Regions from separate parts of the Mus musculus genome. Here all the other regions are linked to region 3. Evidence: chromatin loops called from intact Hi-C (ENCODE). Cell type or tissue: heart. All regions are shown on one strand.

Region 1 (4,000 bases), 830 kb after region 3:
GGGCCCAGGAAGTACAATGATCAGATGGACTCCAGGTCATGTGGCTTTGCCTCCACTGATTTCGGGCCTCTCTCCACAAAGACAACACAACAGAAATCTGAAAAGGAAGATGGCAATCCACATGGCACCCAAATGAAAAGCTTTCTCCAAATATCTCCAACGAGGTCACAAGACTCCAGGACTCTCAGATGCGGTGTGCTGCATGCATCTCAGCATAGAGAAGTACATGACTGCCTGGCTGAAGTTCCACTTCACTCCACCCAGATTTTGTGGAAGCAACACATCTATAAAGCACAACTGATTCCACCACCCACCCCCGAGAAAAATCCCTGCAAACTGTGTGTCCCCCAAAACGATTCCTTTATTCTCAATGTCTCCAAAACCCAGGTCTCAGAGCCAGCCCCGGTAACACATAAGCTGATGAAATAAAAGTGTTACATTCATGTGTTCCTTAGGTCAAGGTGGTAGTGAAAGCGCTGGCACGTGTCATGAGAGTTAATAGACCCGATTGCCTGTCCCTCTGAGAGGCCTGGCTTTAAATCCAGGTTACATCATGAGTTGGATTGGTGGCACTATCTGTCTCCTGGGAATACGTGTTTGGTTTGTGAAGACGACACATTCAGTATAATTAGTATTCACTGGTGTGGTCAAAGCCCCAGAGAGCTGGAATTCCTATGTACTATAGCCAACCTTCTCTCCTTTTCCCACCCCCCCTCTCTCTCTCTGCTTTTCTTTCTTTCTTGAGGACTGTGGGGGCTGGAGACCTGAGTGAATTTACTCCAGATATCATGAGTTCTCCACATAGAATCAGCTGAAGGCAATTTTCAGCCATTGCTGTTAGAGTATCTAGAGCAGCGGCGACTGTCATCTAGCCAGCACCCAGCCCCCGCACAGGACCACTGATTACACAGTGTGGGTTTCACATAAAGACTTTTCTGGATGAGGCCGGCGGCTGAAAGGGGTTCTGAGCATCTAACAGAGCATCTGCTAACAACCATTAAAGTCATTATTGTTCCTTAGATAAAGCAGGGCACGAACACACAAACAGAGGAGTACTTGCTCACGACATAGAAAGTGTCCTCTCTTCCCAAGCATAACAGAGCCTCTTGTGTATCTTAAACCTGTTTAATTCCCATTTTAGGGGGTCTGTGACAGGCGTCGAGAGGAAGCTGCCAAAGCCATCACTATATTTAGCTGTTTATCACACATCAGCTCAAGGTGGTGTGTGCTGGTAGACATGCCACAAAGCAGAGAAAATGGAAGCTCATGAGTGGGGGGTAGGGGTGGAGAGCGGGGGCGGGGCAGGCAGAAAGCTTTGGGAAGATTCGGAACAGGGAGAAAACTATGATTCTAGTTGTGTCATTTCTAAGTCAAAATAAATAAATGAATGAATGACTACCAAGCTTCTAGGCAGAGTCGTGCAAGGCGATTTTAAAGTTAAAACGGACAGTGAAGAGGTAACGGCAGATTCCGTGGCCCCGAAACAAAGTGGGGGCAACCATTGGTTTCTATGTCCTTGGGGCTGTTCAGTGTGTTTTCTGAGGGCTGTCATCTGGGGACGAGAGAGAGAGAGAGAGAGAGAGAGAGAGAGAGAGAGAGAGAGAGAGAGAGAGAGAGAGAGAGATCTTTAATTTCTCTCACCAAAAGTTGTATGTGCCAGTTTGAAATTCCTGTTTCATCTCTGTGGTCTCCAGATAAATAACAGTCCTCAGGGACTGTGTAGCACATGCCAAGGCGGAAAGGGAGCACCACCGGGCCTGGAGATCAGGGCGGCTTCCCCAGATGCCATCTCCAAAGGGACACCAGTGCTTGGCTTCCCCGATGGTGGCTGATTCAGCGGAGAGCTTCACGTAGAAGCGGCTTTAAGGTTCTCAGGGGTCCCCGACCTCATTAATGATTTTAGGAGAGAGAGGGACACAAGCATGCGAGGGTACCTCCTCAATCCCACGTCCCAAGCCCCGACATTTCATTTTATCTTGTCATTTGTTAAAGGTTTAAGAAAATGGAAACTAATTGCATGTTGCTCTTAAAAATCAGTTTTAAAAATAGTCGGACACAAGCCTGCCAAGTCTAGTGTAACCGTGGCTGAGAGCTGACCCCTAATCAGCCCTCCGGATTGATTCTGGAGGGTCATTTGTATTTTCCTTCCTAACACGCTTCTCTCTCACCATCACTCCCAACAAAACACACTAGTTTAGAATTAAGATCCTTGCTGAGGACCAGCAGAGAAACATAGATGGGTAAATAGTGCCACCTAGTGGCCTGTACGATGCTCAGAAAAAGGAACCTCACGCCCCATTGTGGTTTTGGGGACTGCAAGTCCCCATTCTCACCCTCTGTCATCAAGCATGGGAAACAAAATTTTTCCTCTAGGAGAGAGCAAAAACAAAACAAAACAAAACAAAACAAAGCAAAACAAAAAACCAAAAGCAAAGACCAAACTATACTGTTTCTCTTCACTTAGCCAGGCTTCCAGTCACCTAGTGGGGATACTTCCCAAATCAAAACGAAAACAACAGCTAGCATTTGCGGATGACCTGAGCCAATGTTGTAAAATGCTTTCTTTCTCCAGCTCCTGACAGCTAACCATCTACATGGTCTGATTGTTTTTCGACTGGGGTGACAGCACTTCAGTCTTGGATCACAGCCCTGGATTCTGACAGTGACGCAGTGAAGACATGATTCGCTTCTCCCAGCACACCGCGGCCCTGGGGGCTGGATATGTATAGCGCAGAATAATTAGATCCACATTAAGCATTTACTTAGGGATACAAAAAATGAACTGACAAGAATCCTATCCCCCAAGAATGTATCCTCTCCACGATAATTTAAATGTGTAGAGTACTTCAGAGCGATTACCATTTGAAAGTATCTCCACAGTTTGATAAGGTAATTACGGTACTGATTTTAGAAATGATGTTTTATGATTTGTCCAAGGTCATAAAGATAAGAAGAGGCAGCTGTCCAGATTAGAGCTCATCACTCCACCACAAGGTGCCTCCTTCCCGAGGCAATTGATAGAGATTCCTAGTTTTATAGTGGAGACTGGGAGTTGGGTACTGAAGTGGCAGAGAGCTGACTTGAAGATTGCTGCTGTCGGGCTGAAGAGTCAAATGCTCTTCTTTGCCTTCTCCACGTCCAGAGAAGAATGTTGCAAACCAAACATCTCAATAGAGCAGATTAAAAGAAATCAGTTACATTCTCTGAGTCTCAGAAAAGTAAAAAGTATAAAGAATTTTCCTCAGCCTAAAGAAGGTGGGCACACACACACACACACACACACACACACACACACACGCGTGCGCTCACACACTGAGACACACACATACGCACATGAATGCACATACTCTAGCACTATTACATATTAAAGTGAAAGTGGTAAAAGAGGACATCTTTCCCCTAGCCACCCTAACAGGACAAAGATAGCATTCATCTCTCTCTTACTTAAGGTCATAGCTAGTGCAATAAGACAAGAAAAGGAAATTAAGGGTACATGTGTACTAGAACAGGGAGAAGCAAACATCTATTTAGGTAGCATGATAGTAAAGTAGAAAACGCCACAGAAACTTAAACTCTAACAAATAAGCTTGATGAGGTGGCACAGTACAAGTCAGAGATGAAAGTGATTGCTTCCTTATCCACCAGCAATGAGAAGCCGGAATCTAAAATTAAGGAACAACACTATTTATAATTCTACCAAAACCAATAACGATAAAGACACAATCTAAAAAGAAAAAAAAATGCACATAAGTTCTCCATAGGAAAATTATCTTTAGTGTGGAAGAAGAAAACGCTTTCTAGTACATAAAAATAAGGCAAGAGAACCAAAGATAAAGTCTAATCTTTCTCCTTACAGAGACTGGGGTGGGGGTGGGGGGAGTTCTGTCAGAAGTCAAACCATTTCAAACACCAGGCTAGCAGCCTGTAAGGGGCTAGTTCTTCCTCTCTCCCTCCCTGTAGTCTGCTGAACAGAGGACCAGAGTGTGGAATACTCACTCAC
Region 2 (4,000 bases), 680 kb after region 3:
TATAGAAGAGAGGCATCCTGAGGAGTTGCTTTTGGAAGCCCTGCTTACAGGTTTAAGTAGACAGGGTCTCCACTCTGCCTATCCATGGTTGCTCATTATTCCTCAGCCTGATATCACAAAGAAACCATGTGAAAAGGAGCCTGGCAGGGTGGATTGTGTTCTTTCTATCCTGTCTTGCCAGCTGCCACGTTTCTGAACTGCCAGGATTCTCAGTCTCAGCCGTGTATCTCTCTCTCTCTCTCTCTCTCTCTCTCTCTCTCTCTCTCTCTCTCTCTCTCTCTGTGTGTGTGGGGGGGGTGTAATTGTAATGGGATTCTAATATTTACCCAAAGATTAATAATTAGTGAAACAAATTTCAGTTTCTTCCATTTGTATCCTGAAACTGGTAACAAGTGGAGACAACTCCTGACTTGGATTAATTAGACATGAGGATGTCAAGAGCTACTCAGAAGATCTCAGGGCTTCTCCAGCCACCCTGCCCAAAAGGTCATAATGCTATGCCACCCATGATCCCCAAGGCTGACGAGAAGAGCTGTGTTCAAGAAGAGGAACACGTGGAGCACCATGACTGACGAAGGAGACACAGATGTAAAAATGGCAGCAGGGTAGAAAGCAAAGGTGGAAACGCTACATTGTGGACTTCTGAGTGAGTATTTGTGACTTGGGATTTTGGAGGTTTTCACTCATCGCAGAACTGGGCTGTTGATGGAAGTCTGTGACTGTGAAGTTGACCCTAAAATAAAACTATTTGAACATATAACGTCTATTTAAAAAAAAAAAACTTCATGATAAACATCTCCTATATTTACTGATATTCCCAAAAGGTAACAGAGCACCAAGTACCGTGTGCACTTTGGGTGTCACCTTCCCCTGTGTTCTGAGGCCAATTAAGTCCCCCAGTTGACACTTACCAAGTGTCTGATCACCAACATGTGCAGCCTTCAGTCTGCCTGAGACATCATCTGTCCCTCACCCTTTCCAAGCATGCACTTAAGTTCCAAAGCAAACACTTTCTTCAATGTCAGTGCCCATGAGATTTTACTTGTGATTCTGTGCTGTGAGTGGTTGCTAAGAGATGGGAGGAGAGTCACAAACAAAATAGGAGTGCATAAGCCTCCAGTGAACACTAAAAGTAGGCTGTCAACAAGACTGTACTTTCCCAAGGATGATCGCTGTGTACTGCAATATAAATGCCACTCTACCGCACAGCAACTGCCCACGGTCCCCCACCGCCCCAAACTGTGGCCCTCTGTCCACAGTCCCTTCCATCACTCTCTTAAAAACAAAGCCCAGGTATGCAATTCTCTCTGCAACCTTCCATACTTCCATTAAGCTGGCTGACTTTAAAGTCGCTGTGCATATTGGAAACTGTTTCCTGCTAAGGGAGCGGAAGTGGCCATCACACCTTTAATTGGACGGCCATTTGAGGATGAAGACTAGGTCAGAATCAGGTGCAGGGCATCTATTTGGGACAGCTCCAAGCTCCGCAGTCTTGCGCACCTTGGTACCCACATACCCCAAACGGGGCAAGAACAAGAAGATGAAAGCTGTGCACCCCCAACCCCAACCCCCACCCCCAGGGCAAGGACTGTAGCCTGCAGGAGGACAGAATTTGTGACCTGTTTTCAAACAAGCCAGCAGAAGCAAGAATACAGTCATTCCGCAGGCAGAAACTGTAGGCTACTTTTCGCCCACCTTCAACACCGTAAACTAGGATTTCAAACCCTTCAGAGCTCTCCTGTTTCCTTCCTCTTGCCTGTTCTGTTTCTTGCTTCTTCACAAGTGTCCACAAAAAACAGCTCCGTAGCTGGATCCTAGAGAGGCTGGACTCTGCCAAGGTTTGCTAGTCTCCCCGACTCCCCCTGCTGGTGGGTTTAACTACAACCCAAACTCAAAAAAGCAGCTGTCCAAAATATTTTTCAAGTCAACTCCCATGATAATAGAGTAAATCAGAAAGGGAAGAGAAAAGAGAACACCGAAGGAGTTCAACTCATGCTCTAGGCTGCCTTGCATGGTGATTGATGTGAGCCGGTCATGCACTGTGACAGACGGGAGCTGGAGGCTTAATATCCTTTCGGAAACTAGCCTTGGGATCAGGTTTGTAAAATATAAAATAGATAAGTTGCTTTTAAAAGTTCCCTCTATCCTTTTTGTTCCCACACTCTTCTTCATGTTTGTGGCTTGCAATATTTCCCTCGGTCTCTAGACATCTACTTAATAAGTACCAATAAAGACCGCGTGTTAGCCTCAAACAGTGGTAGCGGTTCCCGCCTGCTAATTACTTCTTTTGCACTGACTGTTTCCGCCCTCTCATCAACAGGAGCTTTGGTATAAAGGGCGATGAAGGAGAACTCGCCGAGGCCAGCCGAAGCCAGCCTGCTGAATGCTGCTGTAATTACACAGTAGCCTGGAGTAGCTCTTCTCAAATCAAATTATGAGCCTGGATTACCTAAAACTCTCAGGGCACCGTCCAGGTTTTCATTTGTCTGGAGGTTGCTGTCAGCAAGCAGGTTTTTTTTTTTTCCTTCTCATTATTCTTTGCAAGGATTATCAAGGCCCCACTTCCGAGGCAGTATCCCAGAGCTAGGAGACTCTGGGAAGAGGGCCGTTTTCTCACAAGGCTTGTCTCCCTGTGCACTTATCGCTTACTTTTCAAAAGTATAAAAGGAACAAAATGAAAAGAAACTCTTTTTTTCCGTGTTTCATACTTTTCTATCATTTGCATATCAAAGTTTATGTCCAGCTGAGTTTACTCATGATTCTTTGGCAAATATTTATGCTTTGTTAATGTCTCAACCACCTATACAGCAATTAGAACAAGAGTCAACAGGCTCAACCATATTTGGATCATTGTTTGAACACCTGACTGTCCCCTGGGAAGTGTGCACTGCACTAGAAATAAGAGGAATATGAAGATCATCTAGAGGTCACGGCTCCTGGAGTAGAGGCTCCCTACAGTGTGTGGCCCTGTGACACTCCTTTAAGCTCTCATTTTCTCCATGGACAGCCAAAGATACGGAACTTCATCATTCTAAAGGCTTCCGTTCTTCTAGTCTCACCTGTGAACACAGCACCTATGTATTGTTTAAGCAATTCTTGTGCCTTATCGGAAAAAGTAGGATTTTAACTTCCACAGCCAACAGGTATGCAAAGGGAGATAGCCATCCATTTCTTAAGTGGTTTAAATTTTTATTAAACCAAGACTTGGTGTTCTTGAGATGCAACTGAGAGATAAATCAACAGCTTAGACCATTGCTAACTTTTAAAGAGTGTCCTCACTCGGGAGGCAGAGGCAGGTGGATTTCTGAGTTTGAGGCCAGCCTGGTCTACAGAGTGAGTTCCAGGACAGCCAGGGATACACAGAGAAACCCTGTCTCAATAAATAAATAAATAAATAAATAAATAAATAAAAAAGAGAGTCCTGGGGTACAAATCCCAACTCTGACAGGATCTGTGAGCTGTAGAGGTATAATTTGGAGTGTCTGAGATTTCTAAAGTTGCTTCCAACATAGAAATGACAACTCAAGAAGGGGGTTGTGGGGATACAAGCAGTTTGCTGGGCATTGTCGACCAAGCAGATCTCTGTGAGTTCGAGGCCAGCCTGGTCTACAGAGTGAGTTCCAGGGCAGCCAGGGCTACACAGAGAAACTCTGTCTCAAAAAGTATACCTATATCTATGTCTACATCTACATCTATATGAATATCACACACAACCAAGTAGTCACACTCCAAATATAGCAGTCCCTCAAGGCAAATGAATATTGGTCTAAATACTGAAAAATTCTCTCTGGTCTGGGTCAGCCTGTGTTCAGAAACTTTCCATTATGGTACAGAGGTTTAAGGTGGGCACAGGGTTAGGAAATGCAAGAGCATAGCTATTGGGGATCAAAGGGGAAATTTTCAGACATGATCATTACAGTAATACACTATATAGAACAAGACAATTTAGTAAGTTAGTGCTCCAACAGATCCAAAGATAATAATAACATGTTTTTAATGT
Region 3 (4,000 bases):
AGTTGACATTTTTCAGAAAATTGAGTTATCAAGGCAGTAATTATTTCTCGGGGAGATAAAACTCTCATAGCCCTAACTGTCAAATAGGGCCCTTTTCAGATTTTAATTACAAAATAAAATTAGTCTGCTCTTCCTCGGAATGGTTGGCGAGTGGTTAAACAGAGCTTTCCCCCAATACTGGTGGTCGTCAAACTCTGCTAATTAGCAATGCTGAGAAATTCCAGTTAACAAGGGCATTCTCCGAGACTCTGCAGGTCCCCTGCCGTTCGCCTTCATTTCCATAAGGAGATTAGGAGAGGAGGGGAACCCACTCAAATGCAGATGCAGGAGCGAAGCGTTTTTAACAAGCATCATAATAGTAAGATGCTTGGCTAGTTCTCGCTAATTACTGCAACTTAAACCTCTATTTGCCACTAAGAAGAAAAAAATAAGTCTACAGTCCGCACCTCCACAACATTGTCAGTTGGCTTCAGATATAATACTCGTCGAGGAGAGAAAAATGTAAAAGATTTTTAAATAAAATTGGGTTATGCTTGGCAGTTAAGGCTTCTGGCTTGGGCCAATAGCAGAACAAAATAAAATCTGATTACTCCAGGCATATGCTAATCACTAATGCTGGTCTAAAAGTGTATAGCTTTTTGCTGCCCATGAAGGGAAGTATTACATTAGATGAAGCACTTCCAATTTTCATAAACTATGCCAGTAGCAACATTTTAAATTCTCAGAGGATGAAGCACCCTGTTCCAAGTCTCTTTCTGCTAGTCAATAGTGTATTGTTGCTGGTACTGTAGTCAGCTATTATAACCCCAAAAGAGGCTTGCCTCTGTCATGGGCTGGGGCTGTCATAGTTATTATTATACTTAGGGGACTATGATGGTGTTGGATTGAAATCGGTGGCCAGTGATCTAATTTTTTTCAATATGTTCTAAAAATATTCTAATGAGAAAATAGGTTTTGCTACCGCCATCTTCTTTAATCTTATTTTCGTCGCAAATTATTATGCATAAACACCAGCCACCATTAGTTTATTGCCTCTGATAAGTACAGTAGACTTAATTAAAATAAAGCTGCAAATAAATACCACAAATGATAACACGACTGTAATGCACTCCCATAGTTTATTCATATGATAAAGCAATTAACAAGAGACCTAGCCAGACCCCCTTACCCTCTTTAAGTAGATTATTACAGAGTTCAGGTGCAAACACACATTGGAGAGGTTCAGACTATCCCCATTGGGGGAAGGAAAAAAAATCTGCCTCCTACTAACCTTGAAAGAAAGATATCAAGATTTCAAGAGATGTTCTTTTATCGTCATCCATTATCAGTATTTATATTAATAAATATTCGCCACCGTTGTCCACATCAACTCGTTGGGGTTTTTTTTCTTCAAACTTAATGATCCATAAGCTTTTTCTAAGTTTTCAGAAAAAAGTGCTATTAAGCACCTACAGATACATACACAATCACAAAGTGAATGCTCGGCCTGCCCTTCGTGGCGCGCGGACAATCATAATTCATTCATACTTTGAATCTCATAATTTATACCTATTTTCCCCTCGCTTAACCTCCCACTTATCTGGCGGTTCTATGTACATTTCTAAGTTAAGCAAATTAAATTTGATTCTTATGATTTCGTCCCACGGCTTATATGATATGTTAACTTTTCTTTTGTTTAGATTATGTGTAATTAGTTTGATCTTCCATCCTCCTCGGTTTTTTTTTTTTTAACTTTATTTTTACACACCTTCTTTTAAAGGTAAAAGCACTCTAGTAAAAGCAAGTCCACCAGCAGGGGGCGCAGCAGCCACATCTCAGAAACTAGGCGCGCTGAAAAGTCGGTGGCCGCCTTCCCTGGCTCAACCTTTGCTCTGGTCTCCAGAGATTCGTGTTGAGCGTAATAGTACACCCCGATTAAGGAGAAAACAATGCTTTAATTTGAAGAGTCCCAAATATTTACGCGTTTCTATAAGTCCTTTCCGGGTTCCCAAGAACTAAAGCAACCAAAACTTAAGGAGAACCTGGGGCAGTGAGAGGGGTGGACTAGAGAAGAAATTATTTATTTCAAGTTTACAGAATTTCTTTACCACAATTTTTCTGGGTCTAAAGTGGGCATAGTTAGCTGAGTGTGACAATAACAGCCAAGCCTGGGAGAATGGGGATTGGAGATGTGGGGGTGGGGAAGAGGCGTTGGTGGGCAGAGAGGGAAGGATAAACAGGGCAGTTTGTAAGGACAATGAGCGGAGCGTGGCCGGCAGATACCCTTGTGAACGTTTTCTTTAGGCAGAGTTGGGGTAGATGAGGGGAGGAGGGGCCGCGAGAGTATTGCAGGGAAAAAAAAGAAAGAAAGAAAGAAAATAAGTAACCCTGATGGTTTAAGCTCTTTATTTAAAAAAAAAAAAAAAATGGCATCAGGACTTTCTTCCTTCTCTCCCCTCTTTTGTACCCAAGTGCATTTTAGCCACAAAGGTTCCAACAAGAGAGTGGAAGGAAACTTAGACGGGGCTTTGTTTGACTCCGTGTAGCGACAACAAGAGAAACAAAACTACCTATTTGTAACGGACGTGGGGCTGTGGCTCTGGGCTTTTTGAGCGCCTGCCGATTGAAATCTTTACGTCTGGACAATGGGAGATCGGCTAAAATTACCCTCTCGGGTCCTGGGCAGGCAAGATTCTTGAACCCCTACCCCCGCCCCCAGCCCATTCTCCCACAGCCTGGGCTTGCTTGGTGCCGGCTCCTCGGGTTCGGCGGGCCTTCTCTCCGCCTGCACCTGCACCTCTGGACCCCGCGCGCTTCCCAGGCCCCGGCGCCTCTCGGCCGGGCCTTCGTGACTACCACCGTGCCTGTCAGCAGGGGCAATGCCGGCTGCGCTGCCCCATCCTGAGAACGCTGCGTGGGAGGGAGTTTGTGAGCGCAGCCCAAATGCCACCTCCGCGCCTCGCGGTGGGATGCCAGGAAGTTGCGTGACCCTCCCCCCATCCCCTGCACTCGGGAGCTTCTTTCCGTTGATGCTTTCGTCCCCAAGGTTTCCTCTGAAACTGCCACCACTAAAAATCCTCTTGTGTCAGGGTTGGGAGTTAGAAAGAGCGGGAGCAGAGTTCCAGCTTTGCCTTTGCACCCTTTGGATGGGGCAGGTTGGTGGAGTAGGGAATTAGGGGTTGAGGACACGTGCTGCGGTTCCTTGAGCCACACCTGAGTCGGCCTAGGAAAAGGCTGGGAACAAGGCCTGGTCCTAGCTCTGCTCTACAGTCAGCTACATGGGCAGAGGACTCGTGTTTGGGAACCGAGCCGATGACACGGAAGCCAGGAGGGCGCTGAGGCCCGAGGCTTGGGTCTAACTTCTCGTCTGTACGGTGAGAAGAGGGGGTGAGTGGGTGCTGGCGACAAGGTTGGAAGAGGGGCTGCGACAGAGCGCAGTGCCGCGGATGAGCGCAGAAACAATGGCACACCACCTCCGGCTCTGCCAGCTTCCTGAAATACTAGTTGGACAGTCGCCCTGAACCACCCATGGGCCTTGCCCCACCCTGGCCCCAGCTTCCCGCGCCCCATCCACCCTTATGTATCCAAGAGAGAGCCAATATTCCGTAGCATGGGGGAAAGGAGCTGTCGTCTTGGTGCTGTTTACCCACTTCCTTCGAACAGGCGTGCGCCGTGACCTGTTGCTGAAAACGGGGGGCGGGGGGGGGGGATACAAAGGTTCCCCAGCGGCCGGCTGCGGGCCCGCCTCCCCCGCGCGGTTCGGGGCACAGCGCTCTGCTGGGCTCGGCTCGGCGGCGCGGCAGGCCCCGCCCCCTTTCATGCAAAACCCTCTGGCGAGGCTGGGCTCGGGCGCAGGAGCCGGCGCTCGCTGATTGGCCGCCGGAAACCCATTTATTCCCTGACAGCCCCCATCACATGGATGGTTGTCTATTAACTTGTTCAAAAAAGTATCAGGAGTTGTCAAGGCAGAGAAGAGAGTGTTTGCAAAAAGGGAAAAGTACTTTGCTGCCTCTTTAAGACT
Region 4 (4,000 bases), 930 kb after region 3:
TTAATGCATTTATAGTACTGGTCCTAATTAGTTAGTGGGGTAAAGATTATCATAAAAATACAGCCTTAGTCATATATTTGTATTTTGGAGAGGAGATGGTTTGCCATATGTACCAAGCAGAAGATTAAGTACTTACAAAAAACAAATTACAAACCCATACGAGACAACTGTCACAATGATACTGAACAGATAACATGAAGAGGCAATTCACAAAACAGAAAGTGGAAATGCCTTCCTGTCACTTTTGTTGAATTAATTCAATCACTATTGCATGAGCTCCTGGTGAGTGCTCAGAGACATGCTCCATGATACAACACCAAACTAGCAAGCCTAAGCTACAGAGACCTCAAGATGTACATGGTGGAAGAGATGCCTCAGACACAGGCAGGCAGATGCCCACACAAGCAAGTCCATATGCTATTACTATGGAAATCAGAAGCCACCCTCCTGTTCCACAGTTGGCCACATGTTAAATAAATTGAGGCAGACACTGAATTTTTTTTCTAGAACTGTTCAAAGTCATTAAACAATTCTCACAGCAAAGTCTTGGTGGAGAAAATACAATGTAAACATGGCGGCAGCAATACTATGACACTGTTGTGTGGGTGGGTGTGAGTTCTAAACTTTCTAGAGTAAAAGCAGTTGTCTTGTAGCTTAACTGCCAAATAACCCATTCACATATGCACCTTTCTTTTGGTTTGGATTTGTTTTTAAAATTGCAAATCACCTTTTAAATATTAATTTATTAAATTATTTTATAACATTGCAAAAGGTGCCCCCTTTCCTGGTCCCTCCTCCTGAGTTCTTAACCCTACGCCACCCTGCCTCTGAGAGGGTACTCTCCCACCCACCCACCCACCTACCCACCCCTGCCTCACTCCCGCCAGCATCCCTCTTCCCTGGGGCATCAAGTTTGCACGGGATTAAGCGCATCCATTGAGGCCATACAGGACAGTCCTCTGTGACACATGTGCCCGGGCCACAAACCAGCCCATGAACACTCCTTGGCTTTGATTTTTGAGATAGGGTCTCACTATTTGCTCCAGTTATCCTGAACTCAGTATGCAGATAAGGCTGGCAAGAACTTCTCCTGCCTCTGCCTCTGGAATGCTGGGATAAAGGTGTGGAACACCATGCCCTGCTTAACTATTCTCCCTCTCTCTCTCTCTCTCCTCTCTCCTCCCTCTCTCTCTCTCTCCTCTCTCCTCTCTCTCTCTCTCTCTCTCTCTCTCTCTCTCTCTGTGTGTGTTTGTGTGTGTGTGTGTGTTTGTGTGTGTGTGTGTCTTCCCCTCTTTGTGTGTGTGTGTGTGTGTGTGTCTCAGGTTGGCAAAATGATATAATATTCTACATTAATGAAATGGTACAGCTATGCCCTTTTGACCCAGAATGGCCATACATGCCCTGTGATCTCAGCAGCAGAGAGGCTGAGACTGGTGGGCTACAGTTGAGGCCTGCCTGGACAATTAGCCCTTCCCTTGTGGGAGCACTCCACTCTGTGGGCTCCTTGCCCCTATTAGGTTCTGTCCTCTCTGCCCTCCAGTCTATTGGCCAAGTTGTGCATTTGAGTCTTCCAAGACCTTCTGTCCTGAACTAGAGATCGAGGTTAGAGGCCACTGACATATTTGAACCCATCACACCTGACACAGACTCCCAGCTTACTCGGCCGCTGACTTGGGCCATGCAAACTGTGTGTGTGTGTGTTGTGAGATTTCCATCCTAAAACATGGATGACGATTCTGAAACATGCTGAGACATATTACCTACAACACTGTTTGCACAAGATGTAATTTCAATTCTATACTACCCACTCAGGTGAGGATGCGAAATTTTAAGGTGTGCTGACTATAATCTTCCGATAAAGCATATTGTAACTTTAAAGGAAAATTATTGTCTCCAAAACGAATCTGTCTTTTGTATAGAGGAGACACAAACATTGTAGGTGAAACTTGTTTTCAAATGTAACACGGTTTCTATTACACTTGTAAACGTGCAGTAATTGAGAAGAGGCTGCTAGCACCGTAGGCACTGATACTAAAATGGTTTTGCCTGGTTCGCACAGTGCCCTGCTAATGTGCTTTTAATTGCTCTTCAAAATCCCTGCTAGGAGTAGAGAAACATAACTCTCCCCAGAGTAAGCAGCCGCTGAAGCAGCAGCGTGGGATTTTCGGTGATGGGCTTGGAGCGCCTCCCTGTGGAACGACTGGAGTACTGCAGTCCCAGACTGCCTTGGCTGGTCTTAGGAACCTTCTAGCTCCTTTTGCAGCCTTACAGTCAATTACCTGTTATGCTTCTTTTTCACATGTGCGTTTAATCTCCTTTGTATCAGAGACATTTTTTCAATTTTTTATTAGATATTTTCTTCATTTACATTTCAAATGCTATCCCAAAAATCCCCTATATCCTCCCCCTGCCCTGCTCCCCTACCCACCCACTCCCACTTCTTGGCCCTGGCATTCCCCTGTACTGGGGCATATAAAGTTTGCAAGACCAAGGGGCCTCTCCTCCCAATGATGGCCAACTTGGCCATCTTCTGCTACATATGCAGCTAGAGACACAAGCTCTGGGGGTACTGCTTAGTTCATATTGTTGTTCCACCTATAGGGCTGCAGACCTCTTCAACTCCTTGGGTACTTTCTCTAGCTCCTCCATTGGGGGCCCTGTGATCCATCCTCTAGATGACTGTGAGCATCCACTTCTGTATTTGCCAGGCACTGGCATAGCCTCACAAGAGACAGCTATTTCAGGGTCCTTTCAACGTATCCGAGACATTTTAAGCATTTGTTGAAAACAACAAATTATATATTTTGCAGTTCTGTCTTCCCCCAAACTTCCCAAGTTGTGCTAAAATACAATGTTTTTCAGCCAGCTGCATTGGTGTGCACCTTTAATCCCAGTTCTGTGCTCAGAAGGCAGAGGCAGGAGGATCACTGTCAGTTCAGGGTCAGCCTGGTCTACATAGCAAGGTCCAGGACAGTCAGACTTACAGAGATCCTGTCTTGAAAACAACAAACAACAAGTATTTCCTTGCAAAAACCTCTGAGTTTCTCTACTGTGACAGTTGGGAGCACAATATGGAAAGGAGTGGGGAGCACCACAGCTGTTTGTGCCTTAACTGTTGCCTTCTGAAGCACCTCCCTGCAGCTGGCAGGTACTGCTGCCATGGATACTGAGACCTTTGGCTCTGAAGAATTGAAGGTACAATACAGAAAGCAGAGGGGCTGGAGAGGGGGGGGGGCTCAGTGCCCGAGAACACTGGTTGCTCTTGCAGAGAAATGTGTCCTGTCCTAAGCACTGACATCCAGTGAATCACAACCTCCCTAACTCCAGTTCCAGAAGAATGAGACACCCTCATGTGGCCACTGCAGGTACCTGTATGCCACGTGGGGACTGCAAGCACACACACACACACACACACACACACACACACACACACACACACTCAATCAATCAATGTTTAGATTAAGATAAAGAAGAAAATGAAGTGCAGAGGTAAACTACTGTCCCTCTGGAGATGGACCTATATTATCAACCTATTGGGGATTGGTTTTCTCTGACTTTAACTTACTCTAGTTGTGATGGCTAATCTTGGGTGTCAACTAGACACACCTTGTTGGGGGCGGGGGGACTTCTCAGCTACAGAATTGTCTTCATCAGATGAGCCTGTGGGCCTGTCTATAGGGAAATTTCTTGATTGCTGACTAGCATAGGAGGACCAAGCCCATGATGAGTGATGTCATCCCTCAGCAGGTGTCCCTGAGCTGTATAGGAAAAGTAGCTGAATGTAACTCTTAGAGCAAGCCAAAAAGGCAACTTTCTTTCCTGTGTTGGTTCTTGTTTCCAGCTACTGTCTTGAGTTCCTGCCTTGACTTCCCTCCATGTTGGACTATAAACTTAGTTAAAGCCCTTTCTCCTCAAGTTGTCTTCAGTCACAGTATTTATCACAGCTTATCACAGAATACCAGTTTTTGTCTGAATCTCAGAATATGGGCTGGCTTGGATG
Region 5 (4,000 bases), 760 kb after region 3:
TTTTTTTTAAGATTTACTTATTTTCTATATAAGTACACTGTAGCTGACTTCAGATGTACCAGAAGAGGGCGTCAGATCCCTTTAAGGGTGGTTGTGAGCCACCATGTGGTTGCTGGGATTTGAACACAGGACCTTCGGAAGAGCAGTCGGTGCTCTTACCCACTGAGCCACCTCACCAGCCCCCACATATGGCTATTTACCACAGAAACAAAGAAGAAGTCAGATGCATTTTGATCTGATCTTCCATTTTCCAGTGCACAGTACAGCAAAAAGAATTTCATTGACGGTTCTTATCTGCCTCGAAGGCAAAAGACCCTAACACGGACTTGCAGAAGGCCATTATAACTAAGTCCAGAGTGGCTTCTTTTCTTCATGGTGACAGGCATTGTGCCTGACTGCTAAGAGAGGAGGCCAGAGGAGGGCCAGACAAAGCAGGCTTGCTCTTTCTGAAGGAAATTTTTATAGATATTATTTGGGGGGGGGGGGGGGAGTAATCTTCAAATTCTCAAGTTATTTCTCAACAGGTGTAGGGTTTTTTTTGTTTTGTTTTGTTTTGATTTTTTGTTTTGTTGTTTTGTTTTGTTTTGTTTTGGTCCAAAGATCCAGAAGGTCCAGACTGTTTTATGTAATGTAGATAGACAAAGTACAGGGGTATCTCTCTGAGACTGCTTTATGTAAAGCCACCACTTTAAAAGTTCAGTTTAAATACTTCCAATGAGAACCAGCCCCATCCTCAAATTCTGTGGACCCTTCTGAGCTCCCGCTCACAATGGGCCATATAGTTTGTTCCTTAACATACATTAATTTGGCTGTAGCAAGATCGACCCTGTGTATCTCAGCCCTCTACTTGAACAAAGAAGAAAGCATTCAATTCTCTTCCGTGGCAAATTTAGCCTTGCACTAGTCTGTCCTGCCACTCATGCAGGGCCCTGCCGGAGAAACTGCTTTGCAAATGTTTTGCTGGGTTTTGTTGCTAGGTGATGAGTTAGGAAACTTTGCAACTCCCGCTGAGAGGTTTTTTTTTTTTTGTTTTTCTGTTTTTTTTTTTTTTTTTTTTTTTTTTTTTTGGTTTTTTTTAAGTGCCTGTAACCACTTTCATATTAAAAAGGAGAGAAAGATAGGGCAGCCTGGCGTTGATTCCTCAAGATTTACTCTTTGCTCTCTATTTGGCTTAGTTGTCACAGAAAAAAACTGGCCTCTTAAGAAAGCAAACTCAGAGAAACAGGGAGCTAGGGAGCAGGCAAGTAGAGGAGGCTGCACACAGGAGCAAACACCCTTTGCGGGAGAGATGGGCTTGAAGCTGCAGTCAGCTTCAGAAACCCTTTGCCTCAACCAACTTCCAGCCAAACAGCAGGGGTTCCTGGGAAAGCCCCAGGGCCTGTCTGAGGCCCATCCCGTGTCAATGATTGATGAGGACCAGTGTGAGAGGTGACACACTGTGAAATCAGACTGAGTCACAAAGAGTTAATCCTTGGGCTTCTTCCAGACCACTCTTTTGAGGGGAAAAAATAATATTTATCCCTTCTTTTGTTAATTTTGTATCGCCGAAAAGTAATCTTGATATTTTACTAACCAGGCAAGACGCCTTCAGGAAACAAACACACACTCCCGTTATGGTTCCCAACTTATTTGGAATCGCTTGCTGATTTAGTAAGTATTGCGTTGCAGGCAGTAGAGAGGTGAGAAGGGTTGTTTCTGAGTATAAATTCCTTTTCACACAATTTAAAACTTACCTGTCAATTACAAAGGAAGGAGCAGCCCTGGACAAAAGAGCAGCAACTTACCACATTTGGGTTTTCTTCTCCCAAACTTGGAAACAGCTTGGGAGTCTCTGTCCTTTTGTGTCCTTTACTAACTACTTCACTGGTGCTGGTCCCCTGCGGGGCCCTCTCCTGGCAGGACACGGAAGGGCAGATGTGTGCTGGACTTGGCTCCACGGCAGAGTTTCTCGTGCTTTCTCATCCTCCACAGCAGATGCCCAAACTTTAGCAGAGTCTCTTTAACACTTCATTAATTATTGAGCAGTGCCAAAAGTAATTATTGGGCTATGCCTGGAGTCCTTTTCTCCCACATCAGTAAACAGTAATTTAGAGAAGGGGGGTTATAACCGTAGGGCGAGAACCGTTTCCCCCCACAGCTGTGTGGCGAGGGCAACAATGATGCGTATGTTTCAACAAATGAGAACCCTCAGCCCAGCTCTCGGGCTCAGCCGGCTCTCCCGCTCAGCCCGCTCTCGGGCATACATGTAGGGAAGTTACAGGCAGTCATACAGTCCACCATGCTCATCGTAGCAGGCAACTTCAAATAGTTCACTTGCCAACAAATCTGTTCTGACTTCGTGCTTTTGCCCTAACTTAATAATAACAAAATAATACCTAAAGCCATCAGGAAATAAGCTCCCTGATACGTTGCAGTAGAAGCCGGGTAACTTTCAAATAGCACTTTCCCTTAATTAGTAAAGAGGGTCCCCCCCCCCTTTTGTTATTACCCCATGAAACATCAATTCTCACCCTGTCTTCAATTCATGGACATTTTTTTTCATAGCCACTTGAGACCCTAAGTGACTCCGGGACTTGGCAAACCAGAAGCTGTTTCCATGTATTTTCAAAGCCAAACAAAGAGAAAAGTCTTGCTGGAGCGGGGTTCATCTAAAGCCTTGCTACTTGCTCCTCTCGATGATGAGGTTAGAAGATTATATATACAGTGCAGTGCTTTTCCTAGATCACAGGAGGCTTGAATTCTCTCCAAGAGGTTCCCCTAAAGTGAGTTATTCCGGAACTTTTTCCATGGAAGGCAGCACATCTCCTTTAAAAACCACTCCCTGTTACAATGTGGCCAGTGCTTAGTTGTTTAACCTAATATCATGAAAATTTGTAGCCCCCAGCTTCTACTCACTGGCCTCCCCAAGGAGCCTCAAAGCTGCTTGATAAACAGTTCCTGGAAACTAGCAAGCCCTAACTGAGAGATCTTAAACTTACCCCTACTGGTAAGAACATAGATTCTAGAACAGCAGGTCTACAAAGAGTTGATGTTAGGGTGTCTTGAAGAGGAACCAGGTATCACCTTGAGAACCAGAGCTCTGAGACCCCCTTTCCAGACCCAGATGTCTTCGGGCTTTTATGTTTGTTTCTTTGTTTGTTTGTTTGTTTGTTTCAGTTCTGATAATGAAGGAAAGATTGCTGGTAAGTACTACAGTTCAGAGTCAGTTACTCACTAGGTCTGTCCTCATGACAGACTTTATAATCCATGTATATTTTTTGTAAATGTGTTTTCGTCTTCCCTAATAAGACAGTGTTACCAACCATCTTCTCAGAGCTTAGTGATAGACATTCAAATGAACCTGTGTAAAGAGCAGCAGGGTTGAGCATACTCCTGTGGCCCACAAAGCCTGCATCTGCCCAATCCCCTTGCAGATTTGAGGTGCACTCAGTCAGAACAGAGCATCCCCTTCTCTGAAGACTGTATAAATAAGACATCGTTTCCCTCCTGTTGCAGCCCATGTGTCTTGCTGCTGGACTGAGTCATATGCTGCCCTCAGAGCTGCTGGGCCAGCATCTGCTCCAGGCTAGCAAGATCATTCTGGATACTTGTTCTGTCATTATGCACACTGCCATTTCAATGGCTCTTCTGCGCTCATTGTCTTCTCCCGTCGACCCATTTCCTTGTTCTAATCATGAATGAAATACATAGGCTATGAAAGGCACTGAAATAATGTCACTGTATTAACTGTGTGACCAACCTGTCAAACAATTATATTCTTCTACTTCGTCTTCCTCTATGTAAAATGAGAATTAAATGAGATTATACAGTATCTAGAGCAGCATCTTCATGTCCAAGCCAGAGTTATTCTAACACTAGGCACAGAACAGACACTCAGTAAACTGGTGTTGGGTTTTAACTAGGTTGCAACCTTCCAAATGCTGTGACCCCCTTAATATAGCTCCTCGTGTGGCAACGACCCCAAAAAAATCATCTTTCTGGCTACTTCATAATTGCAATT
Region 6 (4,000 bases), 450 kb after region 3:
CAGGTGGAGTGTGTCCCCTACTTCTGTCTTTTGGGGACTCTTTCAAGGAGCTATGCAGTATTTCTAGAAACATAGAGACAATGTCTACAACACATGGTACATGAAGCGTGTCTCTCTTACCTAGGGCAGACAGAGCAAAGCCTTGTAGCAGTGCGGTCATCTCTCCTACTTAAGTAATGTCAGCCCTGATGCCAGGTCTAGCATCACTGGACAATAAAGGAGAAAAGAAATAGATGTCAAAGCTTTTCGTATGCCTTCTTTTCCTCACGTAGGGGCCCATTCCCTGGTGAGATAGTTAGCTGTGCTTCTTTCCAGAGAAAGTATTTCCTATCAAGAACCATCACTTAAGCTTTCAAACTAACAAGTCCCTTACATGGCATTTATCCCCTTATCCTTCACCTCGCAAATACGATGTGATGTGGCCTGTCCTGAAGTCCAGCCCGAGTTGAGATAACTATTGGCAGGAATAGAAACATGGGAGATTTGACAGGGACAGTGTGGGGTGAAGTCCTGGGACCTCACTGGCTGGAATGAAAATCGTGCACGTCAGGGACACGCCCTGCCCTGCCTTAAGGAGCAGCCTCCTCTGCTTGTGCAGAGTTAAATCCAACACATGGTTGAGAGCAAGCGGGACCTGTCCACTGCAGGGCAGCTTTGGCTACAGACCACACTCCCGAGGAAAACACTCTCACTTAGTTGTATGAAATGACAGAATTGATTAGAAATTTTTCTAAAGGGAACACTTCCTAAATTTGCCAGTTATACTGCAAATGATTGTTTAACACTTTTAAGAATTAAAAATTCCTACCTGCCTACCTAATACTCACACTGTTCCAAAAGTAGAGGTACTTCCTGCAAGGGTGGGGGGGGGTGGTGGTGGTGGTGGTGGTGGTGGTGGCTCATCTCATTTCATGCCTTGTGAGAGCCACTTTACATTCCAACTTTGGCCTTTTGTTTAGTTTGCTTGGTTTCTGAATCATTCCTTACATTAGGAAAAGGCACAGACAGCAGAGCTGCCTGGTCCAGTTGGTTTCTGTCACTGTCTGGACTCTCTCTGGTTGCTGGTTGGTCAGTCACCATCTGTTTAAGGCTCAGTTTAGTTTTTGGGTTTGGTGATTGGTAGGGAGGGTGCTTCGATAACTGCTGTAGTAGGAGGTGTTCCCTGCTTCCATGGCCACTCCAGGCTTGGTAACAGATATATTGTCCTTCTGGGGCCCTCAGAAAAGAATGAATAATTAGCTGTTGTCATGCGTTTTTGGAGAAGTTCTCAACTACTTGAGAGGCATTGCCTCTCGATCAGACAATACAAACTGCCAGGCCACACGAGTTGGTTTTTCACCCTTGCGGAAGAAACCTGAAGTTCTGCTCAGACTACCCACTGGTGTTTGCCAAGCCCAAGGCAGAGGGACGGATTCCACGTCCTCTATGGACCACAATGCCGGGGAGCCGTATCTGCCTGAGAAGCGCCCGAAACCACGGCTAAAGTGTCCAGAGCTCTGTAAGGCTGGGATGCCTTTTTACAGCCCCTTCTGCTCATGTGATGAACCAATGTAATTTTAAAGAAAAATTTAATCCATATGTTTTTCATTAATCTGTACTAAACTCATCAAAATGGTGTTTTGTAAGAGTGATTTGGTGCCCCAGAAGTCTTCTGAGGCTTCTGTAACAGGCCTTCATAATGCCGGTTCTCTTTGAAGCAGGAATTGTGTTTTGCCAACAGCAAAGAAATTCAAACCCCCAAAGGGTTTGGATCAGTTTGAAACTCCAGGCCAGAGGACTCTGTGGGGTTCTACACTTGGCAAACTGTGCTCTCTCCCTTCTGACTTTGAAATACCTTATTTCCTTCCCACAAGAAATGTTCTATTTATTGTTTGCCTAAATCGTGTGTTCAAAACGATCGTCAGGCTTCTTAATGTATGAAACTTATACACGAATTGAAAAGCAGGCTTCGGGACTAATTCCTTCTCAGGCTCTGTCATTGGGTTGTCCTTGGGGAATTTTCTTTAATTAGTCTGTTTCCTGACTCTGCATTTTCTTGCGACTTGGGCTGACCAAAAGATTTACCACAGAGGGTGAAGAAGCTGGTACCACCCAGAGACCAATGCAGAGCAACCACAGGTTTCGCCCCAGGGTGGCCCAGCAGAGACATATTTTTTGATATCCTATGTTAATGTACTCTTATACTGATGTTGACAACCAAAAATTCAATGCAGATTTCACATAACTCCGTGGCCTGTGCCAGGAGCAATGTAATTCACAATTGTCTGTGTTTGCTAATTTTGTGGTGGTGTTAGTTTGTGCTCCAGTGTTTAAGGGAGGCATGCGTAAGCTCACTGGGGCTTTTTTATACAATGTGTGTGAGAGAGAGAGAGAAGAAGAGAAAGAGTTGAAAATGCAAACAAGACAGTGTATGCCCGCAAGTTAAGCATGAGACAGTTGTGGTCCTTTGTCCTTCCTGCCTCTGGGCTGTGAAGTGGGAGCGCCCCCTGGTGAAACTTTAAAATCACTGAAGATTCAGGATGCGTGACATCCAGATTTCTTCCTAACGTCTATGGGTTTTTTGTTTGTTGCTTTTTTGTTGGTTTTTGTTGTTGTTGTTGTTGTTTTGTTTTATTTTGTGTGAAAAATTAACAATTTGATTAAGTTTAGAATGAAACGTTAAAAAAATTTAAAAATCATTAAGTAAAACGATCTCTTTAGGTAACAGAAATGAATATTTGTTGTCTATACCAAAGTGTGTCTGTTTGTTTGCCACTTTTCCACATCATCCACAGCTGCCATTTCCGGCTCCATCTCTGAGGTCACCCTAAGACTATGGTCGTATGAATGAAACCCATCTAAAAACGTGATTACCTCCCTCTCAACAACACAAACAGCAAAGAAATGTGAGGTAAAGCGACAGTAAGGGCAAAAGCAAGAACTGTCACAGAACAGTCCTCGTGACACCCCACGAACCTCTGCAGAGTGTCTGTGGTGTAAAATCTCACGCATGCTGCAGAAATTACATACTGGGCCCTCTGCAGCTCTCGGCCTGGTGTGAGCCAGGGCATGCCATGGCTTCAACCTCTCAGAGATAGGGGTTGTCATCTGAATCATGGGGTGGGGTGGGGTCAAGGGGCACCTGTTCCCCTTCACAGTTCCAGAGAAGCCTGGGAAAACCTCCTTAGGATGGCCTGTTGCATCTCTGCAACCTCTGTGAAGGGATTTTTCTAATTTCCTGTTTGTGGGGGCCCGGTGTGTGTGTGTGTGTGTGTGTGTGTGTGTGTGTGTAAAAGCAAGTGCTGTTTCAAGATGAAGAAGGAAAGGAGGCCCTTCTTCAGTGCTCGGGGTAAAGGAGTATTGACCAGTAGCAGCTTTTCTTTTCCCATTGCAAAGGGCCACAGTGGAACATGTAGCTCCTGGGATGGGTACATGAAGAGAGGAAGCAGCTCTCCTTGCACAAAGCTCCACACAGCTCAGCCCAGAACTAACCCTCAGGCTGTCCCCTTTGCAGATAGTGTGTCACCCACTTGAACTCCCCCTCAGGCTGTCCCCCCTTGCAGATAGTGTGTCGCCCATTTTTGGTACCAGTTACCCTAACCAGGCCCAAGCCTCTATTGTCCTTTTAATGTTGAAGAAATTATGTTCGTTTTTCCACCAGCGATAAACCCTTCATTTGGACAAATGATCTGGTCTTGTCTTTTAGTAGCGGATAATGTCATCTTAGATGCCTGCCGTTAAAATTCTTTCACTTTTTCTGCATAAAGCCGGCTTTTTGTAGGACATAGCTAAATATTAGTTATCCTCATTTTGAAGTGTACTTAACAAACTTATTCTAAAAATCAACTCATGTAGGTACTTTAAACGTAAGTATTTCAAATCTGGAGATTTTCACACTTTTATATTAAAACAAGAAAAATAAAACCCCCCAAACAAAACACCACAGGTACCTCCTGCATACTTGGTGCCTGCGTTTCCCCCATTCATCTTGTGAGTGTCCAACTTCTTTCTTTTGTTCAGA
Region 7 (4,000 bases), 420 kb before region 3:
GAAACAACTGCCTTGTATTGATGTAATTAACAAGTAATACCATTGCCCAGTGCTGGTGGGCACTCTTAGTGGAGGTGCAGTCACAGTGGCCAGGCCAGACTGTATAACATTAACTTTCAAAATGTTCTGTAGAGTTGTATCAGGCAGGAACTGGACTTTAACAACAAGTCTTAAGCTAGAAAAAAAATTAATGGAAGAAACTGAAACTCGCAAAGGGACCAAACTCTGAATCAGATGTATAACTTTAATTTTTTCCAGAACCTGTTTTTTAACCATGGTTCTTAAATGCTTTAACCTCCCCTTTAGCCCACCACCCACCAGAAAGAATATGGAGGAAGTAGACCAGTAGAATGGTCCTTTGGAGCAACTCCCATCTGTATTGTTGGAAATCAACAGTTCCGTTCACAGGTTAGCAGCAGCAACAGCTCAATCCACTAGCAAGTACTTCATGGATACACCAGCAGTCCAGTTCAACAGAGTTGGGTTAGCAACAGCGGTGAGACTGCCTGCAGAGACAGCGAGAGACAAGTCAGCAGGAGGGACCAGAAGGAACACAGGAGTTCTTGGCTGTGCCTCTCTCAGGGAAGGGAAAATCAGCATAGACTCCAGGCTCAGAATTGTTGCACAGCTAGCTCTATAAGCAAGCCAAGCGCAGCCTCCATCACTGCCCATTAAGTCCTTTTATCTTCTCTCTGAACATCATGTGTCCTCCGTGAGCCTTGCCTCAGCACATGTCTTGTCTCAGCACAAGTGTCTATCTCAGCCCGAGTCTGCAGAGTCAGCAAGAAACTGCAGCACACCACCAGAAGTTTTTGGTGCATTTCTCTCTATGGAGTCCTGACAAATGCAGATCAACTATGTGATGTAAGGTAGCCCAATACATGCATGTCATTAGCAAAGAATTCTTCGTCATGTGTCCTTGCATATGCCTGCTTTAGCAGAACATCCTCTCTTCTGTGTCTGCTTCAGCCAAGCATTCCCTCATGAGCCTGCCTTAGTTTTTCACTCCTGTGTCCACTTTAATGGAAAGTTCCTTCACGAGCTTGCCCCAGCAAAACACCATTCGACACAACTGACTTTCCAGAGAACCCTTTAAGTTTCCACTTCAAAGATGATATCTTTATCTTGTTCTGTAAATGTGCCCTGTATTAATAATAACTGTAAATGCCAAATCATGGGGTGAGAATCCTCGATGAAAGGTGGCACCATCTGGATGTTTGTGCTTTCTTGGTTGATGGGAACTTTCGTGAATTCTAAAGACGACAATGGATCTTAATTAAGTGTTCAAATCCCCCCCTGTGTCACATGATTGTGGAAATCCTGAGTGTGCCTAGTTAATGTTGAAATCAATGGTAATCTGTAGGTGCTCCAATTGGTTGTTCAATATGCAGAGTAGTGGGCACTGTGAACATGCTTTAAACATGAAGCCCAAAACCCAAGGACAAGATGGTTTTGTGCAACTGCACTTCTTATGAATATGTTCCTGTTAAATATTTCAACCACTGAGAGCTATCTTGATATTATCTTAGAGTTCCAAAATCCCTTCCCACACACTGTAGTCAATACGCCATGCTTTAACGCACCATTTCAGAAGGCTATATAACACAATCAAACTGCTTATAAAGGCTTCCTCCTAGAACCAGCATGCATCGTAAGGGTGTGAATTCCAGCTTCTTGGTCCCAAGGAAAATGATGACGTCATCGAGCTGAAAGTACCTTTAGCTTCTCAGCTTGTACAAAAAGGAACTTCCAAAGCAAAACCCTGAGTCAAATCGATGTTTAAGGAATGTAGTTTTAGTCAAAGTGATGATGATGACAACAATGATGAAGATGAAGACAAAGATGATATATGGCTGATGGTTCTCAAAGCTTGCTTTTGTATTTTAAAACTTAGATTTATTTTTGTTTCCAGCAGGTGTCACTGTAGGCAAATAAAAAAAAATGACAGAGTTGCCACAGCTGTGTGATGGCTCCTCCAGCACAGAGCTGGCTTCTATGCAGACTGCTCAAGTCTCTTTTTATTCCTGTGGCTTGTGACATTGGTGTCTTTGCACCGTTTCTGTTTCTCTGGCCACATGCCCTGTCGGAAGATACCACTCAGCTAAATGGACAGAGACAGCAGAGGGACAGGCAGAGCTCAGTGTGGGGAGGGATGACTCTCATTCGGCAGCAGAGAGTCCTGAAATCTTGCAATGTCTAAATGAAGTCAGTACATGAGTTCGTTAGCTTTTGAAGAATTGCTTCCAAAGGTCTTAATCATGTCTGACTATTAGGGGTTCTGTACCAACTTTGTTACCAAAGAAAAGCTCTACCAGGAAGGACGGTCTTCAAAACCTCCCAGCAAGCACTTCCAGCAAGCGCTCAGCCGTAGCCAGGGACAGGGAAGGGAAAGCATGGCAGAAAGGACTAACTGATTGCTTCCATTGAGAGGAAGCTTCAGTGTTGGAGCTAGAATTGAGTTTGTGTTGTCTCACCAGACCCCAGCAAATCCATTTCCGAGCATGGCTTCACAAGGAAAGCCCGGAAACCATTCTGTCTCTCTGTTCCTTTCACTATGTACAGGAAAGCACAGGGAAGAGACAGAGCCAGGGGGACTTGGTCAGAAGCACTCCAGGACTTCAGGTTTCCTGGTAACTCTAGGAAACAAGGTAGGAGGGTTCCATAGCTGTGAATGGTTATTCACTAGGCAGAGCTGTTGGCAACTTGACAGGTGACAGAATTTAAGGAAAGTAGACAACAGAGAAAGTGGTTTGGACAATATTACTGAAAGTATTTTTTATGTGCTTTATTCTTACTTACAAAGGTTATATCCTGTATATGCATGCAGATAAACAGACAAGAACCCTCTTTTACAATCATGGCACAGAGTCTCAGGGAAATTGCTAGTTCCTGTGACTAAAGTTCTTGAGCCCAAAATAGAACCCCATCTCCTGACTCACTTCTGAGTTCTCATGCCCGAGAACATGTTGCCTAAAATAAGGTTGATTCTTGGCTTCTGGAAATATGGATTTTTATTTATTTTATTTTATTAGTAATGCTTCCAGAGTCTCCTAAGCCCTGACTCTATACCTGCACCATACCCAGGTCTTCACATTGCTCCTCTACCTATGAGGTGAAACAGTCTTTCATTATAAGAACACAGGCTCACATTCAGAGCTCTCTGCATGGGGTACTGAGGTACTGAGCCTGCATGGGGTACTGAGGTACTGAGCCTGCATGGGGTACTGAGGTACTGAGCCTGCATGAGGTACTGAGGTACTGAGCCTGCATGGGGTACTGAGGTACTGAGCCTGCATGGGGTACTGAGGTACTGAGCCTGCATGAGGTACTGAGGTACTGAGCCTGCATGGGGTACTGAGGTACTGAGCCTGCATGGGGTACTGAGGTACTAAGCCTGCTTGGGGTACTGAGGTACTGAGCCTGCATGGGGTACTGAAGTACTGAGCCTGCCTTAGGAGCTGAATGCTGAGCTTGACTCCTCCCAAGTCCAAAATCTTTCCTCACACCAGCAACAAAACATGGCCTTTAGTTAGTAGAATGGTAAGGGATAGGCAAGCTCAGTGGTTAGGAACACTTGTTGTCCTTCCAGAGAACCTGGAAGGTTCAGTTCCCAGCACTCATGTTGGATGGCTGACAGTTGCCTATAAGCCCAGCTCCAGGGCATCCCGTGCTCTCTCCTGACCTCCATAGCCAGACGCATACACGAGAGGCATACATTTATACATACACATATGTACACGTGCATGCACATGCATACACACACATTTGGACACACAAATAAAAATAATAATAAAATATTCTAAGAGAACAGTAGAACTGGCATTGGGAAATGACACCCTTTTCTTGTGTTTTGTGAGCTCTTATGTAGAACTAGCTTTACCCCGTTCATAGTGTCCCACTGCTGTCCTATAGAATGACTAGCTTTGTTTAGACTGGCACATGCCCGCGTCATAAACACTAATCAGAGCTGAGTACCCATCTATCGACACATCCAAGGCAA

The links. Hi-C counts contacts between places; a loop is a spot of excess contacts. Peaks named below come from ENCODE experiments on the same cell type or tissue, not always from the same donor. Only the 100,000 strongest peaks of a DNase experiment are listed, where the experiment ranks them.
Region 1: a loop joins it to region 3, with 8 times the contacts of the local background. A loop is called at or near these places in 28 of 42 quality-filtered maps.
Region 2: a loop joins it to region 3, with 12 times the contacts of the local background. A loop is called at or near these places in 10 of 42 quality-filtered maps.
Region 4: a loop joins it to region 3, with 5 times the contacts of the local background. A loop is called at or near these places in 7 of 42 quality-filtered maps.
Region 5: it touches region 3 in a loop (3.0-fold over the local background); 4 of 42 quality-filtered maps call a loop at or near these places.
Region 6: it touches region 3 in a loop (16-fold over the local background); 29 of 42 quality-filtered maps call a loop at or near these places.
Region 7: a loop joins it to region 3, with 4 times the contacts of the local background. A loop is called at or near these places in 18 of 42 quality-filtered maps.

The regions. Positions count from the first base shown.
Region 1 is chr3:35,480,269-35,484,268 of GRCm38, forward strand. No RefSeq gene overlaps it. Among named protein-coding and RNA genes, the nearest start is that of Gm38512, 76 kb to the left of the region's middle. In heart, a CTCF peak has its summit at 2,268 (motif pointing left); no DNase peak of the experiment used is centred here; H3K4me3 peaks cover 940 bases.
Region 2 is chr3:35,322,043-35,326,042 of GRCm38, forward strand. Gm35425 (a long non-coding RNA gene) reads left to right here. Exons shown (of 5, transcript XR_880765.2): 2 at 360-646; 3 at 2,321-3,143. Among named protein-coding and RNA genes, the nearest start is that of Gm35425, 5.6 kb to the left of the region's middle. In heart, a CTCF peak has its summit at 1,870 (motif pointing left); no DNase peak of the experiment used is centred here.
Region 3 is chr3:34,646,099-34,650,098 of GRCm38, forward strand. Sox2 (SRY (sex determining region Y)-box 2) reads left to right here and starts at 3,897. Exons shown (of 1, transcript NM_011443.4): 1 at 3,897-4,000. All of the region lies in intron 3 of Sox2ot (SOX2 overlapping transcript (non-protein coding)), which reads left to right. RefSeq lists enhancers at 1-1,413, 1-437, 79-470, 185-295, 258-330 and a promoter at 3,384-4,000. In heart, a CTCF peak has its summit at 1,794 (motif pointing right); no DNase peak of the experiment used is centred here; H3K4me3 peaks cover 1,887 bases; H3K27ac peaks cover 326 bases; H3K27me3 peaks cover 3,366 bases.
Region 4 is chr3:35,572,467-35,576,466 of GRCm38, forward strand. No RefSeq gene overlaps it. Among named protein-coding and RNA genes, the nearest start is that of Gm6639, 92 kb to the right of the region's middle. In heart, a CTCF peak has its summit at 2,196; no DNase peak of the experiment used is centred here.
Region 5 is chr3:35,403,817-35,407,816 of GRCm38, forward strand. Gm38512 (a long non-coding RNA gene) reads right to left here and starts at 2,134. Exons shown (of 3, transcript XR_389676.2): 1 at 1,785-2,134. RefSeq lists an enhancer at 1-2,894. In heart, a CTCF peak has its summit at 1,900 (motif pointing left); no DNase peak of the experiment used is centred here; H3K4me3 peaks cover 713 bases; H3K27ac peaks cover 538 bases.
Region 6 is chr3:35,100,951-35,104,950 of GRCm38, forward strand. No RefSeq gene overlaps it. Among named protein-coding and RNA genes, the nearest start is that of Gm35255, 150 kb to the left of the region's middle. In heart, a CTCF peak has its summit at 2,494 (motif pointing left); no DNase peak of the experiment used is centred here; H3K27me3 peaks cover 608 bases.
Region 7 is chr3:34,230,150-34,234,149 of GRCm38, forward strand. No RefSeq gene overlaps it. Among named protein-coding and RNA genes, the nearest start is that of Gm52623, 35 kb to the right of the region's middle. In heart, a CTCF peak has its summit at 1,923 (motif pointing right); no DNase peak of the experiment used is centred here; H3K27me3 peaks cover 308 bases.